Linked DNA regions of Homo sapiens: region 2 is linked to region 1. A link is an interaction called in ENCODE POLR2A ChIA-PET data of the cell type or tissue named here. Cell type or tissue: PC-3. All regions are shown on one strand. Links, peaks and the distances in the headings refer to the core of each region. The heading gives the core; the rest is flanking DNA.

What was found. ChIA-PET counts read pairs that join two places held together with the same protein. Peaks named below come from ENCODE experiments on the same cell type or tissue, not always from the same donor. Only the 100,000 strongest peaks of a DNase experiment are listed, where the experiment ranks them.
Region 2: POLR2A ChIA-PET joins it to region 1 with 7 read pairs; 3 of 35 experiments call an interaction of 5 or more read pairs at or near these places.

What each region holds. Positions count from the first base shown.
Region 1 is chr6:135,674,040-135,687,295 of GRCh38, reverse strand. The region is part of intron 4 of AHI1-DT (AHI1 divergent transcript); the gene reads right to left. Among named protein-coding and RNA genes, the nearest start is that of LINC02524, 46 kb to the right of the region's middle. In PC-3, for the core only: no CTCF peak of the experiment used is centred there; a DNase peak (open chromatin) is centred at 5,855; H3K27ac peaks cover 1,221 bases.
Region 2 is chr6:135,892,188-135,897,187 of GRCh38, reverse strand. All of the region lies in intron 1 of PDE7B (phosphodiesterase 7B), which reads right to left. Among named protein-coding and RNA genes, the nearest start is that of PDE7B, 43 kb to the right of the region's middle. In PC-3, for the core only: no CTCF peak of the experiment used is centred there; no DNase peak of the experiment used is centred there.

The sequences.
Region 1 (13,256 bases), core at 3,677-8,676:
GTATAACGTCTTTGCTTGGAAGCCCTCAATCAAGCAGGACTTCTGAGGCCTACAACTGTAATTTCAAACCACAAAAGGAAGCAGAACCCTCTCAAACTTTTATTTTGCTGAGGAAGTGGATGATTTAAATAAGTCTGCTTGACACATGCCTATCTGATTTCCCAATTCCCTTAGGTTTCTTGCAAGTCAGCCATAAAAGCTATTCCCCACTTGTTCTGACAGGATTTATGCATTCTACATCTGGTATTCAGCAAGCATATTTTTCTTCCTTTTTCATTGAACTTCTGCCCATACACACATACAGGGTCTCATTTTAATAGCGGGATTATTCCCTGTGTATTTAAATACACAGGAAACAGGAAATCATCTAAAAGAACACAGTGATCTCATGGTTATATCACTTTTCCCCACAAGCCCATTTGGAATTAGAGACAAAGACAAGATTCTGGAGCTTATAGCTTAGAGTTACTCAACCTGAGAGACAGATTGACCTTAAGTTCCCTCTACTGGTTCTTAACATAGTACAAATTAAGAAAACGAAATAGTACATTTATTCCAAGAGACAGGAGGGAAAAGGATTTTTTCCCAAATAAACCTCTATTCAGATTTCAGAAATGTAAGAAAATTCTTTCATATAGTTGCTGACTGAGGGAACTGTCAGAGGGTCTAGGGAAAACCTCTCCCTGGGTAGCAAGGGAAGGTTCCTAGGCATTTAAACATTGTGCACAGGTGGTCATAGATTCTTTCAAAGATGTGTGCAGAATGCAGAAACCTTAGCTCTGCAGGCTTGGGGACCAGTCCATACTTTCTCCCCACAGCCTCATCCTGTTTATGGCCTTGTAGACAATCAGTGTCTGTTAAGCAATTCTGATTTAAAAATTAGTAACGGTGTATGCCTGGCTACAACGCCTGCACTAATTTGTAGTGCTCATTCAAATATTGAGCACCAATATTTCTTGACCAAGTTTCATTTAATAATCACCAAAACCATATGAGATTGGTATTATTAGCCCCAATTACAGATGTGGAAATGAGTCTGGGCTTTTAACCACTCAATGCACTACAAGGCAGAGCATTTCTGCCAGTTAGAAATTCTCTCCAAGGGAGTCAGTTTCTTAGGATGCTCTCATTCTACAGCCCTAGAGAAAGACTTGAAAATACACTCTTCTTACAGGACACTGCAAACAAAACTTTGCAGGCTCCATCACAGAACCCTACCAGAAGGGACCAAAGGTGCTCAAAGCCATGGCTCTGAGACATGGAAGATCTCAAAGTCCTTTCTTCATCAAAGAAGAAAGAAATTAGGTTCTGTGTACTCTAATATATTCTATTACTTTAAACATTGGCATCTCTTTTTGGTACATATGTCAACTCTCTGTTAACCTGGATGTTTGATTAATCTGAATATGTTATTCCTCAATCATGCCAGAGAATAAAACATTTGTGAAAGCAGGATGCCCTCATTCTGCTGGACCAATGACTGTACTCCCAACTCTTTAGGAATTCCAAGTTTTCCTTCAATTTTGTTTAGCATCAGACATTTTGCTAGTGTTTATCCCACTTCCTTTTCTGTGCGTGTTCTCCTTTCCCACTCATCCAAACCCATCACAGTCCAAACCGGGTTCAGATCTTCCCCAAAGGCTCCATTATTGGCCACACACGTCTTTTAACTTCTTAAACATGCCCTCTCATCAGCCTATATAGCCTTGGAACTAGATTATTTTGCACCTATTCTGAAAACTTTGTAATTAATCTTGTCATTTTTTCCTGTGACATTCTTATTCTCCCTCACCTCCTGAAATCCTTTGCAGAGTGAAACAGCTATGTTGTGGGATCTTGAAGGTGCATGTACTTATACTTATGTAGATCAGTGGTGTGCTGGAACTGGCTTGTACCTGGTTGGAGAGCTAATTGTGGGCAGCGTGCTGAATGTCTCTTCCCAACTCCATTTTCAATGACATCACGTTGGTAGCTTGAATGTGGTCTTTGTGGGAACATTTATATCATGGAAATTAGCAAATACTACAAGCCAAGGCTTTGTTTTCCTCCTTTGGAGAACGAGTTTACCAGCACTGTGTCCTTGCTACTCAAAGTGTGGTTCACAGACCAGCAGCATGTACATCACTTGAGACCTTACTGAAATATGAAGTCCAGCATCTCACTTAAAGCCTCCCAAATCAGATTTTTGCATTTTAACAATAGCCTGGGATGATTTTTATATTAAAATGCGAGAAGCAAGAAACTTTTAAAAAACTCCTGCACTCTAGAATTCATTGATTTTAGACTGTGCTCAGTAACTTTGTTACATTGATTGAAATCCACAGTGTGAAACTGTTTCAGTTGTCAAGGCTGCTTGCCAAAGGGCTGAGATATATTTGTCCTATTTACATAACAATTACCATAAAATTCTGATTAATTTGTTTTTAAAAGTTTGAAGTGGGACAATGTCCCATAACTGGAAGAAATCTGTATTTTTAATATAAAATTAAAGACATACCAAACTAATAAGGGAAATCAAAGGGATTTTCAGGCACATAAAGATTTGGAGTGGAGAATCTTTTCTTCTTTCTACATACCATCTTGACGGACTTGTGGTGCCTAACATATTTACAAATCAAAAACATTTTAAAACCGTGGACTAATATCAAGAAAGCAGCTGTAGCATCTCTGTAGTAATTGCTTCTCCAGTGCAGTCAGTTGTAGTAGGGTGAAAAATCCACCAGTTTTATTTCTTTTTTTTTTTAATAAATTTCTGGGTAAAACATGAAGAATAAGTTCAGAAGTGCAAATGAAACTTGCAATACCAAATTCCAATCTGCAGTAATATAAATTTATGGAAAGCTGGGTCAGTTGAATATTTGTCTGAAAAAAAAGGCTAGATTATTAACAGAACATCATCTTTAGGGTGGGACTGTTTTGAGTTCAAATCCCAGCTCTGCCACTTACTAGCTGTGTGATCCTAGGACACTTTCTCTGTACCTTGATTCTTTACCTGTAAAATGGAAGTGTAAGAATATCACCTATCAAATCACATCTAGTAGTTTTAACAGCCACATTGCTGGTCACCTGTGGTTAACTGGTGACTCTGGAGCCAGAGTGCCTCATTTGAATCTTGGCCCAAACGCTAAGTGTGTAACACTGGGAAATTTTCTCATCTGTAAGATGTGGCTAGAATAAATAATTCAATCTATGTACAGTGCTTACAAGAGCCCCTGGCCCAAAGTACAAGGGCTCTGTAAGTACATTACCAAAGACTTCTATTAAATTTTTTTTTAGGTTTTTAATAGTATCTATCTGCCATTATATAAATGAGCTTGGGTCAGAGCTGGTCTGTAGCTCTGTAATATCAACTAAAGAAAATGCAGATTCATGAATGTCTTAGGTAAATATTGAGAGCACTACAGCCTAAGGCAATGGTTCACAGTGTCTTCTGAGGAGCTTTAAAGAACACTGATAACTGGGTACTACCCCCAGAGACTGATGTAATTAGGCATTAGGCATCTAAAATGCTCCCCAGGTGATGCTGTTGTGTACCCAGGATTGAGGAAAAACTGATCGAGGGACGTGAATAAGCAGGCGTGTAACCCAATGAAGAAACAAGAAGTGCAGTAATTTGGGAGAAGCAAATTGACAAGCTGTAATGACCTGGACATAACTGTTGCCTTTTTTGTTTCTAGGGTTGGCCTACTAGCTCTATAGGTCTGTTATCTTAAGGACGGATGGCGTGATCAAACTGGGGAGATGAGATATGTCTACCACCCACTGTTTAGACTCATCAAGGACTAATTTGACTAGGAAGTCAATTAATTATTTATAGTGAGTACTATCTCTTTCCAGGAAGAATACCTACTTGGGAAAACAAGTCAACATTAAAAAAACAAACAACAACAATAACAAAAACTGCTCAACCAACCTATGAAATCAGGAAAAGTCCCAAGAGCTGGAGGAGAAGTATAATATTGAAGGAGTAATACACTAAATTCTAGATTATATAATGATGGTTCTCACTCTATGCCACATGTTAGTATCACCTGGCAAGGGCCACACTGCAGACCAAGTAAATTAGAATACCTGTATCTTGCTTCTCAAAAATTTCTCAAATGGCTCCAAAGGGCAGCCAAGTTTGAAAAGTGATTAGATTATTTTTCCCACAATGATACCAAATTCCTCTATTTAATGTTCCAGTTCACTTGATAACACATTTACACTAAAAGTACCTGATTGATATAGAAAATGTGTTAACATGCCTTAATTCCTCCCCAATGTCTGCAAGTTTTATTTTTGATAAATATTCTTCTTGATCATTAGAATATAATTAATTATTGAATTTATGCAATTAACTAGTCATAATGGAAGTACCTTAAATATCAGAGTTGTGGAAAGTATTAGATCATGTATGTATAAAGACAGGAGTTATTTATTTGATGTTAGTTTGCATTTGCAGCACATATCTTACAGAGAAAAAGCAAACGAAGTCACAAAGTTTTATGACTCCTTTTATGACACCATATTGCAACTGTAAATTATCAGTCAATTCATATGTACAATTAGCTGTGTAGATTGTCACCTAATGATAATGGAAATGTTTTTTCCTTCGAAGAATTGGTGGAGAAAAGAGAGTTTCTGCATCTCCCTCTAGTTTATTACCAAGTGCAGTGAATTGCAAATAGTAAATACTCAGTAATGCTTTTAGAACTAAATTGCCTTAAAACCTTGCCTTCACAAAACTAAAATAACAACAAAACAGGTCTACAGTGTAAAGAATTGGGTTTTGCCTCTTGAATATATCATAAATGTTACACGCTCACATTATTTGAGTGATGCCAAGAATGTACATTTGGATTCAAGTTTTAGAGCATTCCATATTGTCCACAAGAGAGAACTTCCTTCTCTCAACTTCAATATTGGTGACTAAACTGTTACAAAATATTGAAATTACAGTTGACTCTTGAATAAGATGGGTTTGAACTGCACAGGTCTACTTATTCACAGACTTTTTCCAAACAAAAGCAGATCAAAAATACTACATATATATACACATACATATATATACACATACATATATACATATATGTATGTGTATATATGTATATACTGTATATATGTATGCATATATACACATACATATATGTATATATATATACAGTATTTTTGATCTGCTTTTGTTTGGAAAAAGTCTCTGTGTGTGTATATATATATACACATATGTGTGTGTATATGTATATATATACATATATGTATGTATGTACATATACACATATATACACACACATATACACATTTGACTTTTCATATACCTGGATTCTAAAGTCCCAATAGCACGACTTAAGTATGCATGGATTTGGGTATATGTGGGTGGTCCTGGAACCAATCCTCTGTGGATATCAAGGGACCACTCTACAGCCTTCTAAAAGTTACCCCCTCTACTACCTGCTCCTCTCTTTGTTGCTTCTAGTCTTCCACGCCTGATTCATTGATTCAAGAGAATTCAGGCAAGTATTGGTGGAATCACAGGAGCCAAAGCAGTGACTTCCCATTCTCAGGTCCTCAACACTCTTGACTGTGTAGCCATATTTACTGAGAATAAAAGTTATTGGGATTCCTCTTGTCACTGTAATTATTGCCCTTTTGAACACTTGCCTTGGTGATGGTATCTGCTTTCTCCTCTCATTTTCTGAAATTGCATAAATTGGTATAAATAACCTTACATGTATGCACAAGGATAATTTATTTTTTCCCATTTTTATTTTCCCCATTTTTAGCTATGTGGAACTAAATAAACACCACCAAAATGAGAACAAACAGAAGCTATTGATTCAGAGCTTGCCATAGCAAGTGAGTCAGCCACCATCACCTGTATTTGACAAAGACTCAAAGACAGATGGGAATGGGAACGTTTTACAGTAAAAAAAAAAAGGAAGGCTTCAGGGAAGCTGGAAGTGCACTAACTAGAAGTGGGGCATCCTAAGTGATTGTTTAGAGAAGGGTAACATATTTGGCTTTCTCTCCTTGGTCCTGAGTTGGAAGCAGAAGCCAAAAAAAAAAAAAAAGAAAAAAAAGGAAAGCTGGCAGTCATTGACCAAGCCCTGACCACTCTGGGCTGAAGGCCACAGAAGTGGGGTTTTGCTTCCTGGGCTGGTGGCCACAGAGATTGTGGGTCAGGGTTCTGTTGTCATAGGTGGTCTGGTCATAGTTCATTTGCATTTTCAGTCTCTCACTTAGAATTAGGAAATTCAGACAAAAAACTTCTTAAACCTGATTGGCAATTTGAGGCAAAATGACTACCTTTAGCTACTTGTGATTTTTGTGAAAATAGATAGAAATTATAAATAGGAATATTATTTCTCATTTTCCTTTCTTCTTATCCAACCATTTCTTTTGCATTAATTTGTCTGGCATTAGCAAAGAGCAAGAAATGCCTTTGTGGACACTGATCTTCAGCCTTAAATAATTATATAATAAATATACTTTATACTATATTTATTATATTTATTCTGTTATAATTATATTTATTTTATAATATAGACTATATATAATAAACATATATATTTAGTAAAATGTGTTGGATCAAGCTCAGCCAAACCAATTAATTTCAGAATCTTGGGATGGGAAGAAAGAGTAGATTGGGAAAACTTAGAAATCTGTACTTTTATAAGCTCCTCAAGGTGAGTCTAGTTTAGTAAAAGGTTGGAACCTTTGTTATAATTTAATGTCTTGCTTATTTTATTGTCTAAGAGTTTGAATGAAGCACTTTGGCACCAAGATTCTTGATTTTTCCATTAGCATGGAGTATTTTTATTCATAGGAATCAGAAAGTCTCTTCATTTTAAAAACAAATATTGGAAAGGCCTAAATTTTACATTTGGAATAGAACCATAAATAACAGCAATGGAAATTTGGAAGGAAGCTTAAAACAGTAATCAATTTGTCCTCGACTACCCCATCTTGAGGAAACAGGTGAAAAAAATTGGAGGGACCTCTAGTGAAGTTTTTAAAACCTTTCCCAGTAATACATTCTTTAGTGAAGAGAATTTAATTTTAAAAGGTTTATTTCTATCCAACTTATTTATTTATTTTCTTACCCAAAATTCTCTCAAGTTTAAAACGTTGTTTAAAACAAACAAACATAAAATCTAATATCTAGGCACTTATTGAAAACAGGGGGAAAAAGTATTGATTTTATCTTTCCCTTAAGCAAGTCTGTTCTAAATAATAAAATACAAGCTTTTTAGAAGTGATGGTTTCCAAACTTCATTCTTTTTCTTTTGCTTGTCAAGATTTAAGTATACAACACTATCTCTAAAAAAAAAAAAAAAAAAAAAAAAAAAAAATTGCAAACCGGGGCTCCAGGCACATAAGATCCTTTGCAGTGTGCCACTAGATAGCCAACAATAGGTGCTAGGCTTACAAGAAGATGAGTTGGGTTAGAGGGTGGACTGAGAAAGTGTAAAAATATACAACTGTGATGAACCAGCTAGTGGTGGGTTTTGGAGTCACTAGCTTTATTTTTACATTTAATCCATATTAGATTGTCAACTTTCAGAGTGGCCAGTATTCAACCTTTTGTATGTAGGATTAGCGGTGATAAGCGAGTGTCCAGAAAAAGAGGCTTAGAGGAAATTTATAATCAAACCATGACACAATAGGAAGTGGTTGAGTTTAGACAGCAACCAGGTGGTGATAAGTTAACCAACACTACCACGTTTCCTTCTCATCTCAATAAAATATAGATTCCCCAGGAGAACTCTGGACAAATACATATACACATATATATATACACGCATATATAAACATACACACATACACACACTTTAGAAGACATATACATATATATTTGTCTTCTGAAGACATATATGTTTCTAGATACATATATTCATGTTTCTACTTTAGAAGACATACATATTTGTAGACATATATATTTAGAAGGCATATATAGATATATAAAATATAGAAGACATACATATTTGTAGACATATATATTTAGAAGGCATATATAGATATATAAAATATATATATATGTAGATATATATATATGTCTTCTAAAGTAGAAACATGAATAGAAAGGAGGCCTAAAGACAACAAAAGCCAAAATTGACAAATGGTATCTAATTAAACTAAAGAGCTTCTGCACAGCAAAAGAAACTATCACCAGAGTGAACAGGCAACCTACAGAATGGGAGAAAATTTTTGCAATCTATCCATCTGACAAAGGGCTAATATCCAGAATCTACAAATAACTTAAAAAATGTTACAAGGAAAAAAACAACTTCATCAAAAAGTGGGCAAAGGATATGAACAGACACTTCTCAAAAGAAGACATTTATGCAGCCAACAAACATATGACAAAAAGCTCATCATCACTGGTCATTAGAGAAATGCAAATAAAAACCACAATGAGATACCATCTCATGCCCGTTAGAATGGCGATCATTAAAAAGTCAGGAAACAAAAGATGCTGGAGAGGATGCGGAGAAATAGGAATGCTTTTACACTGTTGGTGGGAGTGTAAATTAGTTCAACCATTGTGGAAGACAGTGTGGCAATTCCTCAAGGATCTAGAACTAGAAATACCATTTGACCCAGCAATCCCATCACTGGGTATATACCCAAAGGATTATAAATCATTCTGCTATAAAGACACATGCACACGTATGTTTACTGTGGCACTGTTAACAATAGCAAAGACTTGGAACCAACCCAAATGCCCATCAACAATAGATTGGATAAAGAAAATGTGGCACATATACATCATGGAATACTATGCAGCCATAAAAAAGAATGAGTTCATGTCCTTTGCAGGGACATGGATGAAGCTGGAAACCATCATTCTCAGCAAACTAACACAGGAACAGAAAACCAAACATTGCATATTCTCACTCATAACTGGGAGTTGAACAATGAGAACACATGGACACTGGGAGTGGAACATCACACACCGGGGCCTGTCAGTGGGGTGTGGGGCTAAGGGAAGGATAGCATTAAGAGAAATATCTTATGTAGATGACAGGTTGATGGGTGCAGCAAACCACAATCACACGTGTATGCCTATGTAACAAACCTGCATGTTCTGCACATGTATCCCAGAACTTAAAGTATAATTAAAAAAAAAATACAAAAATGTGTATTAGCATATTAAAGGTTTTGAAGGAAAAAAAAGGAGGCCTACAGAAATTTCACAGTAGTTTAAGACTACTCTTTTGACTTTGGTAAATTAATTAACTCTTCATCTCAGTTTTCCCCATCTGCAAGGGAAGAATAATAACAGCAGCAACACCATAGGGTTATCTGGGTATTAGCCCATTTTCACAGTTATAAAGAATACCTGAGACTGGGTAATTCATGAAGGAAAGAGGTTTAATTGACTCACAGTTCAACATGGCTGGGGAGGCCTCAGGAAACTTACAATCATGGCAGAAGGGGAGGGAGAAGCAAGGCATGTCTTACATGGTGGCAGGAGAGAGAGAGAGTGCATAGGGGAAATTGCCACTTCTAAAACCATCAGATCTGGTAAGAACTCCCTGACTATCACAAGAACAGCATGGGGAAACCGCTCCCATAATCCAATCACCTCCCACCAGGTTCCTCCCATAACATAAGGGATTACAATTAAAGGTGAGATTTGGGTGGAGCCACAGAGTCAAATCATACCAACATATTAGATAATTATACGAACATAGCTTGGCATTAGACAATCATACAATAAGTGTTAGCTATTTTTTTATTAATGTAATATCCATCCAATAGATATAAAAATCTGGCTGGAACTGAAAAAAAAATGCACTATGAGTTTCTACCAAGAAATTATGGGATTGGGGCAGGGAGCGGGAATGATATGCCCAAAGTACTTGAATTTCGAGTTAAATGTCATTCACATACACTTTTATGACTGGAAAGGATGTAACCTCACCTGAATTGTATTTTCTTTATAGACTCCGTTACTATAAAAAGACACCCCTTAAATTTCTACCAAATTACACATCTAGGACTCCTTAGAATGTATGTTTATTTTTAATTTGAAGGTGCCCTTGGGTGTTCCCATGTTCACAGGCAAAGCTAAAGACTTCAAAAGTGTTCAAGGATTGATTGGCTGGTTCAGTGTTGAAATGTAATTTGCATCCCATACCTTCCTAAACTCCCATGAACTGGAACTCAGAAACATTTCCCTGTGAAAGTAGCTCTCAGAAGTAGCTGTTTGTTTATTCATTTACTCAGGACCAAATACTAAGCAGACACCCACAAAAGTAGCTAATTTAGGAATCTCAGGAAACACATTTTCTAAGGTTGCATCTGTCATATTAATTTTATATTGCTTGACATAAAATCTTTCAGTTTTCCTTTAGTAATCTAGGATCTTATATGAAATCTCTCTGGCCTTATAAATTCATGAATCCTGAATAAAATGAGTAAGCAAAATTTAAACAAATCCTGTTTTCCTAGGTGCTTGGACCCTCGTAAATAAAGTCTAAAACATTTTAAATTACTCTATCCTAGTGTGTCTTTCTTTTCTGTTTTTCTTCCATTAGGAAGAATTTGTTGTGAGACCAGGTGAAGAAATTCAAGAAGCTTAAGAAATGGCCCCAAATTTCAAAGATTTTATAATTTCACAAGAAAACAAATAATAGCCATATAATAATTATAACAGAAAATGATTAAGTGTCAAATGGATGTCAAAGGAGTTCATAGAAGACCCTTCCTAGGGGTTAATTTGGTCCCTGGAGGAAAAAAGCATTACCTTCAGTGACTCCTCAAGTCCTGGAAGAATGAGTGAATTTGCAAAAGGCAGAGAGCATTTGGGAGATTATTCAAAATGGAGAGAACGAGAGAAATAAGAACTACATATTCAGACAGTCAAGAAATAACAGGATAAGATGGAATTGAACACAACATTTCCAGACATTTAGATATAGGGATTAAAAGCATTTTTTTACATATTAAATATATAGCAGAACACAAAAGCAAGAAAGGAAATCTCCAAATGCTAGAACATAGAGCCAACATGACAATGTATCTGGAACTAAGGGAGATTACAGGTCTCAAAGTCTGGGATTTTCATGGCTATTCAAGGCCAGAAGCTGGCCAGGAAAATATGTTTATAGAAGGAATAAGAACTGGGCTTCCTGTGCAGAATCAGAACCCTAGAAAGCACTGCACTAACCTTGAAGGAACCAGATCATCTCTGCCTGCATACCCAAGATAACTGCTGGAAATGAGCCAATAGCCCCACCATGTGGGTAAAATAGGAGTCTTCTAGAGATATAAGAACCCCAAGACTGAACAACAGGTGGGAGTAGGAATAGACTCAGAATTCCAGGCTGAAAAACTAACACAAAAAATAATTCAGAATCAGTGTGTCTTGAAGGTGCTGACAGGAACACCAGTGGAAACCACCCCAGGTGGTTATCCGGATCTCTAGAAAAGATACTTCCTTCTGAAGTAAACTCGTAAGCAAAATAAAACAGAATTTTAAAAAATAGGACACTTAGCATCATGAAAGACAGCTTACAGGACATGAGGAACCAACAAGAATAGAACAACATGAAAGAGAGCTGACAATAAGTATGTTTACAGTATTTAAAATATAAAGGAAGAAATGGCATCTGTAAAATAAAAACAGCAAGTTATGAAACAGGCTCTTAAAAGTCAAGTGTAAGTACAGTCATTAAATCTCTTTAGAAATCTAAGCAAATGGATTATACAAGACAAATCATGCTTGAAGATGAGTTAGAAGATGGAACAGAACATCTCTGTGACATGGAGGACAAAAATAAAGGAATGGAGGATATAAAACAGAAGTTAGGAATCATAAATGCTCTAGTATCTGCCTCAGAGAAATTCCAAAGACATAAATAAACAAACAGCAAATAAGCAATATGCTAAGATATAATGGTACAGACTTTTCCAAAAATCCGAAGGTACAAATCCTCTGATAGAAAGCATTCACCAAAGGCTAAGAAGAATAAATAGAAATATGAGGGGAAAAGGTTTAAATAAAGCAAAAAAAAATCTGTGAAAGATTAGTGTGTAATGTGGTTGAGAAAGTCAGTTGGGTCAGATTACAGAGGCTCTGGAAATCAGGCTAAGGAGTTTTGACTGTATCTTGTAGGAAGTGAACACCATGAACAAATGTGTAGTGGAGTTGCTGCAAAAAAAAAAAAATGTAATGCTGTAGGACATTTGAAACAGGAATAATGCAGTGGTGTTTTCCATGAAAGAAAGAATTTTTATCTAAATTATCGTTTTATATCTTTACTATACTTCATGTTTCATATTTTGTTTTAAATAGTCAAAAAGTATTTCCAAATACTCTGAAATGTTACTTTTAAGTATTATATTTATAAAGGCTGTGAAATTCTAAAGGTGTTAAAAAACAAAAAAATCAAAAATAATATAGACAAAAATCTTAAGGAGCCGTATAGTCTATATTCATAGACCAAAGCTTTTCAAATGAATAAAGCAGATAAAAAACCATTATTTTAATGATTTCCAGAAAGGAGGACACTCATTTCTTGTTTAACAACATGGTAGAGGGTCAAGTGCAGAGCCAAAGTCTGAGGAGATAGAGCTGATGAGCCAGTCCGTTTCCTGAAGGCAATTGCTGATTATCCAGTAGGGAGATAAACTAAATATCAATTAACACAAGACTGCGGGCAATGTGCTGTCAGAGGGGTACACATTCTTCATGACAGGAGCCCCAGAGGAGGACTTCTAACTAAACTACTGGAAGCTGGGGAGTCTTCTAAGATGTCATTATGCTGAAGCTGCAGCTGAGAAGTTGGATTCACTAAACCAAAGGCCTTCTATACCTTCAGCGCACTGCAGGCATGAGTTGTTGTTTATGGCTGAGGCACAAGGAACAAAAGGGGACATCCTGAAAAGGGGGCTGGAGAAAGGTAAGGGAAGGCCAAATCATGAAATGCTTTCTTGGGGCCATTCTTTAGAGTATAACTTTCTACAATTGGTGATAGGAAGTCAAAAATGCCCCAGAAGCCAACATCAGATTTGGATTTGTGTTCGAGAATGATCACTTTGGGAACCATGCGGAGGGTGGATGACAAAGGGACGAGATCAGAGGCAGCGAGACAGACCCCCAGGGAAGAAAAATACAACGATCCAAGCAGGAAATGATGAAAGCCTCAGCCTAAGGCTTTTTAACATTGGAGATGGAAAGGAAACTTTTTGTTTTTGTGGTGCAGAATTTTTTCTCCAATGAAATCTTATGTGAAACATTACAATATAAAACCAGTAACCGCAGAGCT
Region 2 (5,000 bases), core at 1-5,000, 210 kb before region 1:
GCCAAGCATTGTGCCTGGTTTTGGAGATGTGAAAGTTAACAAAGACAGGTTTCTTACCTTGGAAGGCTACTGTGTAGGTGGGAACACACCTAAAGTTGATCATTGTGGCAGTGGACTACTGAAAGTGATCTGATGAAGATGGCTTAGGGTGCTTGTGTATGAGAGAGGTATCAGAGAGTCTTTCTTGAGGAAACCACATCTGGAAAGAGGAGGAGGTGCTAAGCTTGATTGGAGAGTGGTATTTCAGGCAGAGGAAAGAGCATAAATAAACACACTGAAGAGATGGGGGATGGTGGACAACAAGTATTTAACTATTGCCTCCACAAGGAGGGTCAGAGATGGAGCTGGAAGGAAGGAGCTGGAAGGAAGGAGCAGTGGAATCGTGGAAGGCTTTGGAAAGCATACTGAAGATCTGTTGGGTAGTCTAAGGTTTGGTGCGTTGAACATTGACTTGGGAGCCAGACTGATTTGGTTTGATTCTCAGCTATACCATCATTTTTTGCATGCTTAGGCTAATTTTTTTAACCTCTCTGCGTCTCCTTTTTTTCATCTGTAAAATGGGGACAGTAACATACACTTTACAGTTGCAACAATATAAGTTGCAAGGATCACAGCAAATATATGTAAAACACCTAACACATGAGCAGGCATACAGTGGCTACCCAATAAATGGTAGCAAAGTTTTGAAGCAGATTAGCCTGGTCAGATAGGAACGGGTGCAGAAAAATAGATCAAGGCCGTGGGTGTTAGTGCTAAAGTTATGAGGTGTTACAGAGTGCTTAGGAAGGCATTGATCAGGCCAATCCTAGGCAACTATGGGTTGGAGTAGTTATCTTAGGAACCAAGGGAGGTTCTTTTCTTTTCTGGCAGAGACCCAGTCCTCAACCTGTTCGTGTATGAACAAGTTCATAGGAACCAAGGCTCATACATGTTAGCTCTACCTCCAGCCCTAATCCACCTTGCTACTTGTGCTTTTCACTAGATTGAGTTCATCAGCACAAGGAGAATAGGCTGTTCTCTCCCCGCGTTTTCATATACCTGTTGTTTGGCATGTTCTAGGCTCAACCTCTCCAGAATTGTCCTCTATGTGTTTGACAGTTAAACTTCTTGTAAATAGCATTGAGTTTGCAGCTAGTCACACAAAATATACCAAATGCAGAGAAGGATGTATAGAAAATTGTGAGGCATTCTCAAGACACCATTCACAGAAAATACGAAGATTGGTACAACTAAAGAAGAAGGAACCCTTGGGGCAGATTTCAGGAGAGCCTAGGGTGAGCTAGGGAGTGTGATGGAATCAGTGGTGGTGGAGGAGGAAGTACAAATACAAGGCTGTCTCTTTTATTGCCCAAATCCTCCTTGTATTCTTTTCCCTTTCTGCCTTTTTTCCCTTTGCCCCTCCAAGAACACTCAAGCTAAAGGCTTGGCAAGCCCTGTCTGTACTACACAACAGAAGCCTTTATTTACAAGTAGAAAGCTCTGCTTGGTCCTTTTAAGTGTTTTCATGAGACCTTATTTCTATTCCCAGGTTGCAATGAGTCTACTTTTTAGCCAATATTTCTGAAATGTTTTTGCCTGCAAGCACATTTAATTCTCATCTTTGCTGAAACTCCTACAGGCCGACCAGCACTGAACTTACATTGGAAAAAGGACTTTTTTGGTGGGGATGTTGAGAAGGAGCGTACTAGTTTACTGAATTACTCGTAGACCCGGCAATGTTGGCAGCTATCAGAGAGAGGTCAGGGCACCAGGTCTCTTTCCAGTCTACAAGCAGATCTTTCTCTCCCCGTTCCAGGTTATCACAGTATCTCACACTTGGCAGTGATTTCATTTGGCGTGTTAGAAATAAACAGGGGTTTATTTTCCAGGCCTTGATAAACAACATTGACTTTGAAAATGAAGTCCTTAACTTTTGCCGCTCACTATCATTATTCGTGGATGCCCAATTACTTATGGATTTCTTTATGAATGACAAAGTTCTTTTGTTACATGTGCCTTCTAAAAGCCAATGGGCAATGTACATCTCAAAAAAGTTGTATCTAACTCCTTTTTTTTTTATTTCATCACATGATTATCTTTATTGGACAAACAGGATTTGCCTGCCTTCTCTGATTTGACTGCTTATATATAACTCTATTTATAGAAATTTATTATTAATAAATTCTAATTGTAATCCTATCTTAAACCCTTTTTAGCACATTTAATATAAAGGCATTTGATCAAATTATCCAATATTTAAAATTGAAATATGATTCTTTCTGTGAGAAAAATTTCCTTAAAGAAAACTCTAAAATTAATTTTTAGTTTTTGCAGGCGAGATTGAAATTTTATTTCACGGAGTAGAAATTATGATTGAACCCACCTGGGTAAACATGTTCCCATATTTAGTGGGACCCGTCTCGTACTGATGTGTCCAGATGTTTCATTTTCAATTTAAATAACATGTTCAAGATGTACTGTACATTTCAACGTAGCTGGGTGGAAAGTTAAACATCAGCCACGCAACCCCTTTGGACAGGTTAATTGTGCAGAGCTCATTGGAATAATGCAATTTGGCATGTGTGCCTTGGATGGAGAGAATGTGGGAGGCTATTGTCCTTGGGGTCTCCTCTCTCCTTTTGTCTCCATTTGCCTCATGTTTCTGTCTTAGAACAGAACGCTCTTGTTTCCTTGGAGTCCTTACCCCAAATCACCTATTAAGAAAAATAGGAACAGGTTATAATTCTTGTTATTATGGCTTTCCTGAGACGGAAAAGTGTTTGGCTAATTTCCCCACTCCTTGGAATTCTCCTTATTTGAATTCACTTGAAGGCGGGAGTTAAAGTATCTTTCACGTAGGTTTTTAAATATACATTTAAATTCACTCTATAGTTCTTAACATTTACAAAACAGTGTCAATTAAAAGAAAAATAATATAAAATGCTATGTTTGAGATAGAATCACATAATAAACTAGGAACTAGTTTAAAACGTCTAATAAATAAGCCTTCCCAAACTCTATTTGGTACAGAAATAAAGCATATAGATGTGGTTAACATTTTAACCTAGAAACATTTAAAAATACCAAGATGATTTTGGGAATAAAACTTTTATGGTAGGTTTTGTTACTGATATTTTAGTAATTTCCTTAACTGGCATCACCTATCACCTTAGTGGCCTATTCAATTAATTTTTGGAAGTGGGTGGAATATAAATTATGCATGAATATATAAACGGATCAAGTTTTTAACTGGAATAAATGCTTTTGGTGACAGGTTAAAAGATCTACTTTAAATCAGCTTATAATATCTATTTTTAAAAGACTTCAAAACTTGAAATTAAATGTTCTCTTTTCACTTCAATGACGATGGTGTAATTATTCTTGGGATTAAGAAGATATTGTCATTATTAATTTCTATATAAGTGATTATCAATTCAGAGAGTCTACAATTAGATACCTGCTATGTGCTTATCATAGCAGGAGACACAGGATGATTAAGAAAGGCTCCTTTATAGCAGCATGATTTATAGTCCTTTGGGTATATACCCAGTAATGGGATGGCTGGGTCAAATGGTATTTCTAGTTCTAGATCCCTGAGGAATCACCACACTGACTTCCACAATGGTTGAACTAGTTTACAGTCCCACCAACAGTGTAAAAGTGTTCCTATTTCTCCACATCCTCTCCAGCACCTGCTATTCACAATAGCAAAGACTTGGAACCAACCCAAGTGTCCAACAATGATAGACTGGATTAAGAAAATGTGGCACATATACACCATGGAATACTATGCAGCCATAAAAAATGATGAGTTCATGTCCTTTGTAGGGACATGGATGAAGCTGGAAACCATCATTCTCAGCAAACTATCTCAAGGAACAAAAAACAAACACCGCATGTTCTCATTCATAGGTGGGAATCGAACAATGAGAACACATGGACACAGGAAGGGGAACATCACACACTGGGGCCTGTTGTGGGGTGGGGGGAGGGGGGAGGGACAGCATTAGGAAATATACCTAATGTTAAATGACGAGTTAATGGGTGCAGCACACCAACATGGCACATGTATACATATGTAACAAACCTGCACGTTGTGCACATGTACCCTAGAACTTAAAGTATAATTAAAAAAAAGAGGCTCCTATCCCTATAGGTATTTACAATTTGGTAGAAATCTAAAAGAAGACAGAACAAGAAAAGTGCACAAATGAGCTCTAAAATCAATGCCATGTGGATTCAAAAAGAGGCAAGATTATGGGTAGAAGAGAATAAGGAAGACTTTCTGGAGCATAAGTTCAACAGTGAACATGGAAACAAAGCATATGTCTCATTTATACAGCTTCAGCTTGGTCCATTGCAAATACACTGTAAATAAGGCATAGGCATCTTTACTAAAGATACTGAGAAATATTCAACTTATTGTAATTCCTATGAAGATGGCTAGCTGAACATTTCAAATCGTCTCTTCTATATATGAGCTTCGATGCTGACCCATAATAAGTAACAACTCATGTTAGATGTCAATCAATTTTAGCATTCTTTCTTATTTCCAGTTATCAGCAAATGGTATTTGAATAATATAGAAGAGGTGAGCTATTATAATATATTCCTATTACCCGATACTATGTATGTACTGATGGAAGTAATTATTTAATGACTAGAACTGCTTCATTTCCTTTCATATGCTTCACTAGAAAGTATAGGAAATATCTCCTCAGAATAGAACTCAGATTATAGGACCTTAGAAATCATATGGTCATATGGATCAAATAACTTTTTGATGCATTAGCTATAAAAATAATGCATTATGCTAGTACTGTGAGTCAAGATTTATTAATAATGCCACTTGGGAAGGTACTTGAAGTCACAGGATCAACTGTATCTGCTTGTTTTGTTAGTCTGGATTAGTTGATTCTCACGTTTCTGAAAGCCGATATAATTAAGCTGCTCTCAGCAAGTCTAGGATAAGCCAAAGATATATTTCATAGAAGCCCAAAGAAAGAGGGCAGGAATATAAA